Regions from separate parts of the Homo sapiens genome. Here region 2 is linked to region 1. The links are chromatin contacts, found by Hi-C in ENCODE. All regions are on one chromosome and are shown on one strand. The core of a region is the stretch at or near the end of the contact, and the rest is flanking DNA. Distances in the headings are between cores, read along the strand shown.

Region 1 (6,016 bases), core at 2,932-5,431:
TTCACCGTGTTAGCCAGGATGGTCTTGATCTCCTGACCTTGTGATCCACCTGCTTGGCCTCCCAAAGTGCTGGGATTACAGGCGTGAGCCACCGCGCCTGGCCTAGTCTTACTATTATTATCACACATCGTGAGCTTTAGTTTCCAAGGTGTGTTTACATCCCCTAGCTGCCTCTCACAATGCTGCCATGAGGTGGGTAACATTACCTCTGCTCTGCTCTCCCTTATTCCCCCATTTCCAGATGAGGAAGCAGGGGCTCCAAGAGAGGGTTGGTGACTTACCCAAGCTCACACAGTGGTACAAGGTCCAACTGGGTGTTGACTCCAGCATCAGAGCTTGGGATACAGGGTCCAATTTTCATTGCCCTAGGTCCTTCATGTCTCTCCCTTTCCCCAGCCCATGTGCATGTGCTTGTAGACAAGAGCCCTAGATCAGGTCCCAGCTAGCAGGCTTCCCTACACCCCCACTCCCCAAGGGTCCCCGACCAACTTCGAGCCTCCAGGGATCTGGTGTCCTCTGGGTTTGCAACAATCTTCTTCATAAACTGTTCTTGCTTGATTTTTAGCATCTCCTTCTGTTGAAGACAGAGACAGAGAAAATCTGTGGAGTCTGCCACCCTCTAAGAACTAGCCCTCCTCCCCCCAAGGGCCCTGGCTACAGTTATAGCAACTAGGGCCATAAGGCTCAGGGCCTGACTTCACTCTGCTCACTGTGGCCTTGACCAACCACATGGCTATCCACATCCAGGTGAGCCCAAAGCCAAAGCCACTGACAGAGGAAATGACTTGTTGCATGAATGTCCCCAAAGCTTGCTCATTCATTTATGCTCATTCATTCATTCACTGAGCACCTGTTTGTCAGGTGCTAGGGGTATGGTGGGGGAACAAAAGTGTCCCTGCCCTGAAGATGCTCTGTCTAGGGATATTGACAAATGGAGGCAGAATGACAGTGGGCTAAGTGCTGTGACTGGAGAAGCATGAGATGCGGGGTGCTAATCAGGGTAGAAGGGAGTCCCAGAGGAGAAGACTGCGGGAGGCTGAGGCTTGGCAGAGGCTGCTCACCTTGTTGGCCATTTCCAAAGACAAGAGTCTTTTCACGACATCATCAACCCTGTGGATAAACCACAGCAATGAGACAGACATTGGGGGAGAAGAGAGGAAAGCAATGCTGGTTTCATTTTAGTTTGAAAAGCAAAGATGATTGAAAAATTCCTTCTGTAGCAAATGAATCTCCCTGGAGGTGGGGAGCCATTTCCCAGGGATTAAAAGTCAGTGTGGATCTGGCTTGCTGGGCTGAAACTACAGAAACTGGGGCTGTCAGCTCGACTGTTCCGGTCTCATCACAGGGAGGGCAAGGAGAGGATTTCCATTTTAGCTACAACATGGTTCAATCTGTTTTGAGACATTTCAAGTTAAATTGCACAGTGGGAGGGACTGACCAGCTCCCACCACACTGCATAGGAGCTGAGCAGAGGGCCTCTGGCTTTGGTGTCAGTCAGCCCTGGATTCAAACTCTAGCTCTGCCCTTTAGAACTGTATGACACTGGACAGCTTGAAAATCTATAAAATGGGGACATACAGCTTTTGTGAGGAACAAGAGATGAGAGATTTCTACAAAGACCTGTGAAGTATGTTAGCTCCTTGGAATCTAGTGGTACAGGGTGTTCATCTAGAGTACAAAAAAACCCCCAAGTAGCCGAGCTCCATGAGTGCCATCTGCCTTGCTGACCACCCACCCTCACCACACCTGGACACCTGGGCCCCTGCCTCCTTCTAGATCAAGCTTCAGCTACAGCAAGCCAAGTCTCAAAGCCACTGTCTTTCCCCACTCCCCGACAATCCTCCCAGGGCCCCCTGCCTCCTCTACTAGGTTTCTTCCTGCTTACTTCTCAATTCCAGGGACATTCTGGTAGTCTTTGAGCAGCGTAGAGGGAGGTGGGTCATCATCCAGCCTAGACTGGGCTGTCAAGTAAATATGGGGATAGAAAACACCCAGAGTCAACTCTCGCTGCCCACCCTCCCAGACCTGGCTCTTTTCACCCACTCTCCAACTCCAGAAGGGACATTCAGGGTCTCAAGCAAAGCACTGGATATCTCTCGGCTCAGTTTCTCCTTTGCAAACTCCGTGGGCACCTGCTTTGATATTTCATGTTGCGAGTAGGTGGCTTTTCCCAAGACCCTACACTGTGCCTGCACCTTTCACACACCTATCTGGCTCTACAGTTCTCAGATCCCCCACTAGGATGGGTCCTCCTGTGGATAGGACAGAGTTTGACTCCCTTGGAATCCACCATAGTCTGGCCCATGGCTCAGCCTAGACTAGGCACTCAACAAACACTTGCTGGCTGACTGCATGTATGAATTAAGGGGGTTGAGGAAAGGCAGCTAGCTGTACGATGCCTGAAATGTAAGCACCAAGTAGAGATCACAGGAAAACCTCAGTCTTGGTGTGTGCACCCCTGCTATCCCTTGGAGATGAGGAAGAGGCATAGAGTAGATGGACTTATCCTCTCCAGTCAGACCCTGCTATGCAAATAACATTAATGGGCCTCTTCTGTCTGTAACAGCTCAAGTTGATTCTGATAGGGAGGCAGAAAAGAATTATATTAAAAATATATTAATAGCAATAAATTCTACTTATTTTATTTTTTGTAGAGACTGGGTCTTGCTATGTTGCCCAGGCTGGTCTTGAACTCCTGGCCTCAAGTGATCCTCCAGCCTTGGCCTCCCAAAATGTTGGGGCCATGTCCAGCCAATAATTTCTTTCTTTTTTGTTTTTTTGAGATGGAGTCTCGCTCTGTCACCCAGGCTGGAGTGCAGTGGCACGATCGGCTCACTGCAACCTCCACCTCCCAGGTTCAAGCGATTCTCCTGCCTCAGCCTCCTGAGTAGCTGGGATTACAGGCGCGCGCTACCACACCTGGCTAATTTTTTTCTGTATTTTTAGTAGAGACGAGGTTTCACCATGTTGGCCAGGCTGGTCTCGAACTCCTGAACTCAAGTGATCTGCCCACCTTGGCCTCCCAAAGTGTTGGGATTACAGGCGTAAGCCACCGCGTCCGGCCCCAGATAATAAATTCTAATATATACTATCAATATATTTAATTGAGCACAGCGTTAAGGGTGCTTTTCGTGTATTATCGCTGAATCCTAACAATCCTTGCAAATGGATACTTTCACACTCATTTTAGAAATAAGAATCAGAGAGAGGAAGTACCTTGCCCCATATCATTTACCTAATAAGAAGGATCTTAACTACTATGCATACTGAGTTGCAATGGGAAATTACATCCTGCATCTCAGAAGCGCAGACACAAAGTGCCATACTCTAGGTAGGCCTGGGTGGTGCCAGCCATGCACTCCCTCTGGGAAGCTCATTTTCACTCATTCACCTGGAAAGCTCCTGCTCCCGCCCTTCACACCCCTCTGTCCCCATACAGGCTGCAGGCCTAGGGCTTTGTGTAAGGTGGACGTGGGGTCTTTTGCTCAGGACCTCTGGCTCACCTCATCTAGTGGCTCTAATTCGCCACATCGGTCCCCTTACCCACCCCAGCCTTCCAGGAGGTCTCTCTTCCGCCCCAAGTCCCACCTTAGGAACTCCTACCTGGTTTCCGGACGACATATCCGCGCGCGGCCTGGAGGAGGAGACCTACGCAGAAAAGAGAGGGCTGAGGACCATCTCCTTAAATAGCCCACCCCTCAGTTCCTTTCTGTGCCCCTCGCATTGCCCGTCCGCCACGGTCTATGCGCTTCTGAACCTAACCGCTGCCCCATTTCTTCCCTACCCCTTGTCTCTCACATCTTGTTTCACCTCTTGCGCAACCACCGCCCTTTCCCCCTTATCCTGACCGCTGTATATCTCCCCTACTCCTGTGCTTCCTTATTCCCTATCTTCGCCGAACCCTGTTTCCCTACGCCCGCCGTCCCATTTCTCAGCTCCTCACTTCGAGGCTGCAGGCCCCACTGGTTGAAAGGAAACTTGGCGCTCCCACCGCCCGGCAGCCCGGGTACTAGGACCTGGGTAACTGCCCGGGTCCGAATCAAACTCAGCGTCCTCCACGCGACCCTCAGCATGGTGACCTCTAACCCCCGCGGGGCCCGCGCCGCGGCCGCCGTTCGCTTTGCGGCACGGACCGGGTTACATGGGCGCCGCCATGCTGGCCCAGGATCGACCAATCGAGGCAGTTGCAATACCGGAGCAGACGAAGACCGAGAGAATGGATTAGGTGGCGTGACTCTGATGACGCAACGCACGGGGCGGAGCTCAGAGACCGGGTTCCCGCTGCGCGTGATCGGGCCGTGGTGGTTGTGTGCCCACGTTTAGCAGCGTGCTGGGGTGCTGTATAAATTCTAAAATGCCACTTTTTGGAGGGCATGCGTTCCGTCCTTAATCTCATTCCTGGCCCTCGGGCCAGGGTTATTTTGGGAGGTCCATGGCGCCTGCGGTAGCCTTCTACCCCCAACCCAATCCCCTCTCCACCCCACCTCACCCCTCCCTTAGACAAGGATGGGACCGTGTAAGAACTACTACTGGGTTTCAGCCATGTCTCTGGCAGCCTCGTAGCCTGGAGACTAAAGTCGCTGAGTTTGGAATCGCACAGTCCTGGTCTGGAATCCTAACTCAGCCATTTACTCAACATGTGATCTTGTGGGCAAGTCACTTAACCTATGTGGGCCCTGTAGGGATAGTAATAACAATATCTCTCTTTTAGGTTGTTGAGAGGATTAACTGAGTTGTATGCAGACCACCTGGTATATAGTGAGCATTTAGTAAATCTTTACGGTGACGTTATTTGTGAAATGAGTGGTGTAAGGGTGGATACAAATTAGAAGAAAAAGAAAATTTAATTTTCCCTGGCGCAAAAAGGGAAAAGACTCCTTCCCCTCACTTTTCTGAGAGCATTTACTTTAGAAAACTTGTAATTGTGAATACTTTCTCTACTGCTTTGCGATGAATGTAAATCTTCTTAAAAGGTAAATAAACCTCTTGCCAGTTTTACAACCCCGGAATGTTTTTCTCAAGGACCTGGGGGCCAACCCTTTGAAATGTAATAATTAAGGAAGATAGTGCTCTCTCTCAGTTCCTGTGGGAGGGTAGGAGCCTAACTTCAGTTGGTGCCTAGCTCTTAGTTGCAACCTACCCTTTGTTATAAAGATAGGGGAAATCGATTTTTCCTTTGGATAAAGGCAATTAGCAGACACAGGTGGCTTCCCACTTACCAGGTAAATTTAGAGTGAGGTGCAGCCAAGTCCTCTTGCTTGAGGACCAGTTATTGTTTATCTTGAGAAAATGGATACAGTAAGTTGTATTCACTTTGCTACATAAAAGAGTAAGATTTTTGTCTCTTTGCAGTCTCTTTAGTGGATCACCAGTGTATCACATTCCGGTTTAATGCTTATTCAATAATAACACTGTTTTCTTTCTTTTCTACCCTTGTGAAGAGGTTTTCTGCGTTGGCAGGGGATTTTGTCTTTAATTTTATTTCCCCAACAGGGGTTAGTTTTTCCAAAGTCTCTTCACCGTGTCCCACCGCACTGTCACTCCCCCCGTGTAACCCATGCCACTGTGCCCTAAGGATCAGTTTTCAAGTCTCCACCACTAGAATGCAGCTCTCTGAGGGTGAACTGAGCTGAGTCGTTTGCATAGGGCCTAGATACTGAGAGCTAGCAGAAGGAAGCAAGGGAAGGAAGGAGGGAAGGAAGGAAGGGAAAGGAAGGAAGGGAGGAAGGAAGGGGGGAAGGAAGGGAGGGAGGAAGGAAGGGAGGGAGGAAGAAAGGACCAACTCTGAGAAGTTTCCCCCTGACTGCTGGGCCCTGAAAAATAAATAACAGAGACTCAGGTACACCCAAGAGTGTCTATAAACAACAACAAAAACTGCAAACCAAAAACTAGTTTACAATACTGAAGTTATAGGAAACAAGCACAAAAGGCCATTGGGTGGGGCTGGATGGAGCATGATCTGGTCCTTAAAGTATGCAGATCGCCTGGGAGGCCCAGCCTATGGAGATTGGGAGGA
Region 2 (6,016 bases), core at 1,109-3,608, 1.2 Mb after region 1:
GCCCAGGACCTTCACCACACAGCAGCAGCCACAGAGGGCTGTGGCTTACCTTGGCCTCAAGGAGAGGTTACACCCTGGGTTCTCTGGGAAGGAGGGAGGCGGGGAAGCCTGAGGTGGGAGGGGATGCTGAGAGGAGGGTGGAGCCGTGTCCTTGATGTGGTGGCTGGGCCTCCGTCAGGGCTGTCGCCACAGTCCCAGGGTTTGGCTCGAACAGTAACCACCATTTCCGCCAGTGTGGCAATGCCGGGTGGATCTAGGTCCGCCAGCCTTGCCAGGGAACCCAAGCCAGGCGGTCTGGGAAAGGGAGGATGCTCTGCCCAGCCTGGCCTGTGGGTCTTTGCTGCTGGGATGGGGTCATCTTCTGCCTTGTTTCACTTCCATCAGCCAGCCTAGCTCTTAGGTGGCCAGTGACTACACCCTCAGCCCAGCTGGCACCTGACAGAGGAGGAAATGGGCCTCAATCCCAAGTCCTCCTCCAGGGGGAGGATAAAACCTATAATTAATTAAGAACCTACTGGGTGCTGGGCTTCATCCTCTGTGGTTTGAATGAATTAGTTCATTTCATTTTCAAAATAGCTCAGTGAGTCGGGTCTTCTTATACTCATCTTACAGGTAAGAGCGGCAAAACACAAGGCCCACATCCTAGGTGGGTGGAGACAGGATTTTGCCGAAGCTCACAATCTTTCTAGGATACCGCAGCTTTACAGGAGGCCATGGCTATCAGCAGCCAGCCAGCTCTGTCAGAGACCACTGCCACCCCTTGCACCATCCCACTGGGTAGAGCAGAGCCCACCTTCTCCACGCCATGCAGCTGCAAAGGCCCCTGCACCATTTCTACCACTTGGGTCAATTCCCAAATGGGGCTGAGCCCCTTGCTGAGCTGGTAGGGATATAAGAATGGATAAGAAAAAAATAAAATCCTGCAGGAGCTGGATTTAAATTTAAAAAAAAATAGGCCGAGTGTGGTGGCTCACGCCTATAATTCCAGAGCTTTGAGAGGCCAAGGTAGGCAGATTTCTTTTATTTATTTATTTAGTTAGTTATGAGATGGAGCCTCACTATGTTGCCCTGCCTGGTCTCAAACTCCTGGGCTTAAGCGATCTGCCCGCCTCGGTCTCTCAAAGTGCTGGGATTACAGATGTGAGCCAAAGCACCAAGCCCAGCTCAGGTGGATCTCCTGAGCCCAGGAGTTCAAGACCAGCCTGGACAACATGGTGAAACCCTGACTCTACATTTTTTAAAAAAATTAAAAATTAAGTGTTAAAGGGAAGTACAAGTACTGTGCTGAGAAAGGAAGGGTTATTTTCATCTAGGGGTGTAAGAAGAGATAACAAAAAGGAGATGGTGTCTGAGTGGGGCTTGGAAAAATAAGAAAGTGGGTCTCTTTCCCGTAGCAGGAAACAATGTCTTGCCTTTGAGGTGGAGGTGGCAGTTAGGGGATGTTTTCTCTAGCAAAGACCCCAGCTCCTCCATAAGAGCAGGCAGCTTCTTCCAGGCAGAGTGCATTGACTAGAAATCTTTTCTGGAAAATGATAAGAAGGGGCCAGGAGCAGCTGCAGATGACTTAGGGAGTTGGGACTGACAGGCACCTCTTTAGGGCCTGTGGAGATACTGTCACGTAATAGGGATTGCCTGTAGCCAGAAGAGTGGATAACAGGGAGCCTTTGGGAGGGGGACAAGGCCAGAGGCCTCAATGACGGGTAACTAACCTGCTCTGCAAAGGCTCAAACTTCAACTTGGAGAAGAAAGGGTCTGTCCACAGTGCTGGGGCAGCTACAAGCAGTAGGACCAGAGAGAAGCTGGGCAGAACTGGCAACATAATTTGCAGGGCCCAGTGCCAAAGGAAAATCATTCGAAAACTGTTTAGAATTTCGAGAGTGACAGCAGAGCATGAAACCAACCTTGGGAACCCTTGTAAGTGTGGGTCACAGGCACATGAAGCCAGCCCTGAAGTGTGGGCTAGGGAAAGCAAGCAGGGGATAAGGCCACAGGAAGGGCAGCCACAGGAGCCTTCTGACCTAATGGTCTGATCAAAATGAAGAGAACCCATAAACACAGGTGGGTAATCCTGAGACACAGCCAGGGCCACACTCAACCATTCCTAGTTGCACCACTGAGGCCTTTGTAGCTCTCCCAATGACCCAGTCCACCCCAGCCAAACAGCATTCTCCAAGAGTCCAGGTCTCGCCCTATTTGGAGGACAGAGGGCATTTAAATTTCATCTCTCTGTGTTGGGGGAGCTCTAAATGCTGGGAAAAGATGTCATGCCTGGAGACCATCTGGGGAAAAGGCCTCCGGAGCTGTTTCTTTAATTTACAGAACTGACAACTGAGGGTAGGGGCCTTTGGCAAGTACAAAGGGTGATGGCCCAGAAAAGAATCAAAGTATTAATAACGGGCTCGGCTGGCACTGGCCTCCTGTCCCCCGCCCTGGGGTTCATGTGGCAGGGAAGCCTGATGTCTCTGTTTCAACAGTGGGATCAAAACTGGCTTTCAGAGCAACATAAGCCAGGGGTAATTTTTAGCACAGACGTAACTTTCTAGTTCCTTTTTCCTACCCCTCATTTTTCGGTTGCCTTTAAAGAGGCCGCAGAGAACTGAAAAACAAATCCAAGTTTAAAGAGACAAGTGCAAAAATGCAAACTGGGCAAGGGGACAGAGCCGCCAGCTGGACAAAATGTGCCTGGAAAACAGCATCCTCTGCTTGGCAGGTGCCAGGAATTTATGGTTGAGTTTTGCAGACGTTTCATCACATTACAAGCCAGCTCAGGAGACCCTCATAAAACTCTGCTTATATGAAAGAACAAACTAGCTGATAAAAGTCAGCTGTTGCCTATAAACGCACTGTGGGAATTGCAATTGAGTAGCGGATTTATTAGTCTGGGCTCTCTGTGCAAATTAAGAACTGCTCCACACGTTTCAATCAGAAGAGATGAGCCAGAGCAGAAAGGGTTGCTCCCCGCTCACATGATGGCCAGCAGGCCAGGCTGACCCCCACCCCCATCACTTACTCTACTAGAGACCAGAGGGAAGACTCTCACTGAAATTAAGTCACAGAGGAGCTAGTCTCACATTCCCCTATCTCGCCTCCCACAAAAACCCACAAAAACAATCAGTCACTCTCTCCATCCACTGCATTCCCCACACATCCTTCACAATAGCACTTCTCACGAAGAGCTTGCAGATCTGCCTGGCCTACTAAATCATGGACTTCTTTGATTTACCTCTGTATTGCTAATGATGAGTTCTGTGCTGGGCACACTGGGAGGCCTCAGAATGAATGGATATGGATGCGACAGACTCTAAAGCCCCATATACATAAGTTATGACTATCCCACCCCAAACAGCATGGAGGGGCCAGGGGAGCAATGCCGAGGTACCCATTGGACTTGAGGACTGGCAACAAAAAGGGGAAAAGAGGTGCAGTGAGGGAGTTATGAAGGCGTTTCTTCCCCAGAGAAGTGCGGTCTTTGTGGCTAGTCTACCCAGCCATCAATCTCTGTGCTAACTGCTGCCTTTTCTCAGGATGAAGGCTCTTTCTTAAGGAATGACTCTGCAACTGAACTAAGGGTACTTATTAAGGATGCAGATATCTAGCCCCTCCCCACACATACTAGACCAGAATCTCTGGGCTGGGGCCCTACAGTCTCGGAAAAATGACTTTGCTCTACGTGGAAACCAAGAAGGAGCCTTCCAGGAAGGATGGGGAGGAGGACAGTGCCTGGAAGGGGTACCCCTGTCATTCCTTCAGAATCACTGGCTTTCTCCTACCAGGCCCTGGCATCAAAGGCAAAAGTGTAGGACTCTGGTAGACCACGCCAGGATTTGCTCCAACCCTCTTGGCTATGGGGTCAGAAGGAAGGGTAACTGGCAAGGTTGCGGCTGTCCTGGAAGAGGCTTGGATACTTCATGTGCCACGGCCAAGTTGGATGGAGGTAGCTCTGCACTGCAGGATCCATGTCCTGTGCAGGGCTGGGTATCAGAAAACCTCACCCTTGTTACAGCTGAGTAGATGTTAGGCATGCTCTTGCCTTCTGTGGCAGAAAGGCAACAGTGATGTGGGGGAAAGCACCTTTCACCGGAACCAAGCAAGCCCTGGTGCAAATTCTGGCAACATTACTGACAAGCTGTGGGCATTTAGAAAGCTTACCAGGTCTCTGTCTCGGTCTCCTCATCTACCTAATGGAAGTAAGCATACTTGTTTCAATTCTCGTTGAGGGTTTAGAAAGATATTAAAGAGCCTAGCACAGAGCTATACACTTAGTGAGTGACTAATAAAGCTTAAGTGAATTTCAATCCCTTAAATGCTCACAAATGTACCCAAAGCCCTCACTATCTCCTCTCGCTTAAACCTTACAACCCTGTAAGGACATATCATCACTTCCACTATACAGATGAGGAAATAGACTTAGAGGAAATTACTTGCCCAAGATCACACAGCTGGCTAAAGGCTGAGCCTGAGACTTGAACCCAGGTCTAGGTTCCTTCCTTCCCCTCATCCCCAAACCTGCTCCCTGAAATGTGCACTCTTCCTCCCTTCTCATAGGGAAATGGAATTATAAATGATCCAGTGTTTGAGCAGGTTGGGAAGGTACCTGGCTTCTCGTCCCAATTAAAGTCTGGTGTAATACAGTCCCCATAAAGCCCAGGCTCTCCTTGGGCAAGCAGGAGACCTTCTCTTTAGGGCCCAGGCACCCCAGCACCTTGAGACAACACTTACTCTGAGAGAAGAATCTGAAGGTCAGTTTCTAGATGTGGATGGGGAGGGACAGGATAGAGGGAAACCAAAATTCTTCATTTCATCCCAAGACTGTCTTACACTGACAGAGAAAGGGGTTCTGACCCAGCTGAGGGAAAACAGAACAGAACTCACATTGGTGTCTTCATCCATAAGCCAGTGGCATACATAAAGGAGGAGCACCAGAAGTATTCCCAGTGTGGTGACTCTCCCTGAATTCGTTTATCAATTTAGTGATTCTAGTAAAAAATACTGACAATTTATTTTTTGTTGTTGGAAGGTGATGGGGTTAGCTAAATGGAAAATTCCAGGTGGTGGAGGGGAGGCCTAATGAACAAGAGTGGGAGTACAGGCGGGTTGCTACTATAAAAACCAATAGGTATTAAGACTTTGGAAACAAATGTCCACCCTAAGGAGCTATTTTAAGTAAATTATGGTTTACCCACACAACAGAAATCTATGCAACTGTTTAAAACAATGTAAGGAAGCTCTTTATATAGAATGAACTCCAAGATACGGTAAGAAAGAACAAGGTGCAAAAGTGGGTATATGGTATGTTAGCATTTATATAAAAATGAAGGGAGGTTTTTTTGTTGTAGTGATTATCTATCGCTGTGGAACAAATGGCCCCCAAACTTAGTGATTTAAAACATTTATTATCCCAGTTTACATGGATCAGGAATCCGGGCACTGCTTAGCTGGCTGCCTTTGGGTCGGGTCTTCAAGAGGCTGTAGTCAAGCTGTCAGCAGGGGCTGTGGACCCATCAGAAGGTTCAACTGTGGGAGGGAGGATCTGTTTCCAAGTTCAGTCACATGGTTGTTGGCAGGCATTGGTCTCTCACATGAGCCTCTCCACATGGCTGCCTCACAGCATCGCAGCTGCCTTTCCCCAGGGTGGGTGATCCCAGAGAGAGAGAGAGAGAGAGCACCCAAGATGGAAGCTGCAGTCTTTTTTACCTATTTCAGAAGTGACATCCTACCACTTGGGTAGTATTTTATTCATCAGAAGTATATCTGTGGCCGGGCGCGGTGGCTCACGCCTGTAATCCCAGCACTTTGGGAGACCAAGGGGGGCAGATCACAAGGTCAAGAGATCGAGACCATCTTGGCCAACATGGTGAAACCCTGTCTCTAACTAAAAAATACAAAAATTAGCTGAGCGTGGTGGCACATGTCTGTAGTCCCAGCTACTCGGGAGGCTGAGGCAGGAGAATCGCTTGAAGCCGGGAGGTGGAGATTGCAGTGAGCCAAGATCACGCCACTGCACTCCAGCCTGGTG

What was found. A loop is a pair of places that touch in the nucleus more often than their neighbours do. Pooled maps may share reads with other maps.
Region 2: a loop to region 1 is called in a pooled map, with 2.7 times the contacts of the local background. The contact joins the enhancer-like site here to the promoter of MRPS15 in region 1. A Hi-C loop is called at or near these places in 1 of 168 maps with a recorded cell type or tissue (heart right ventricle) and 3 of 50 pooled maps.

What each region holds. Positions count from the first base shown.
Region 1 is chr1:36,460,203-36,466,218 of GRCh38, forward strand. It overlaps MRPS15 (mitochondrial ribosomal protein S15), which reads right to left and starts at 4,182. Exons shown (of 8, transcript NM_031280.4): 1 at 3,944-4,182; 2 at 3,604-3,648; 3 at 1,886-1,961; 4 at 1,062-1,110; 5 at 490-574. The coding sequence starts at 4,073. It overlaps CSF3R (colony stimulating factor 3 receptor), which reads right to left. Exons shown (of 17, transcript NM_000760.4): 17 at 5,841-6,016. RefSeq lists enhancers at 3,190-4,093, 3,489-4,688, 4,088-4,337, 4,094-4,995.
Region 2 is chr1:37,673,938-37,679,953 of GRCh38, forward strand. No RefSeq gene overlaps it. Among named protein-coding and RNA genes, the nearest start is that of AIRIM, 14 kb to the right of the region's middle. Within about 2 kb of position 2,359, at least 5 of the 41 ENCODE cell types and tissues checked have a DNase peak (open chromatin) inside an H3K27ac peak, as active enhancers do; they include heart right ventricle, where a contact is called at or near this core.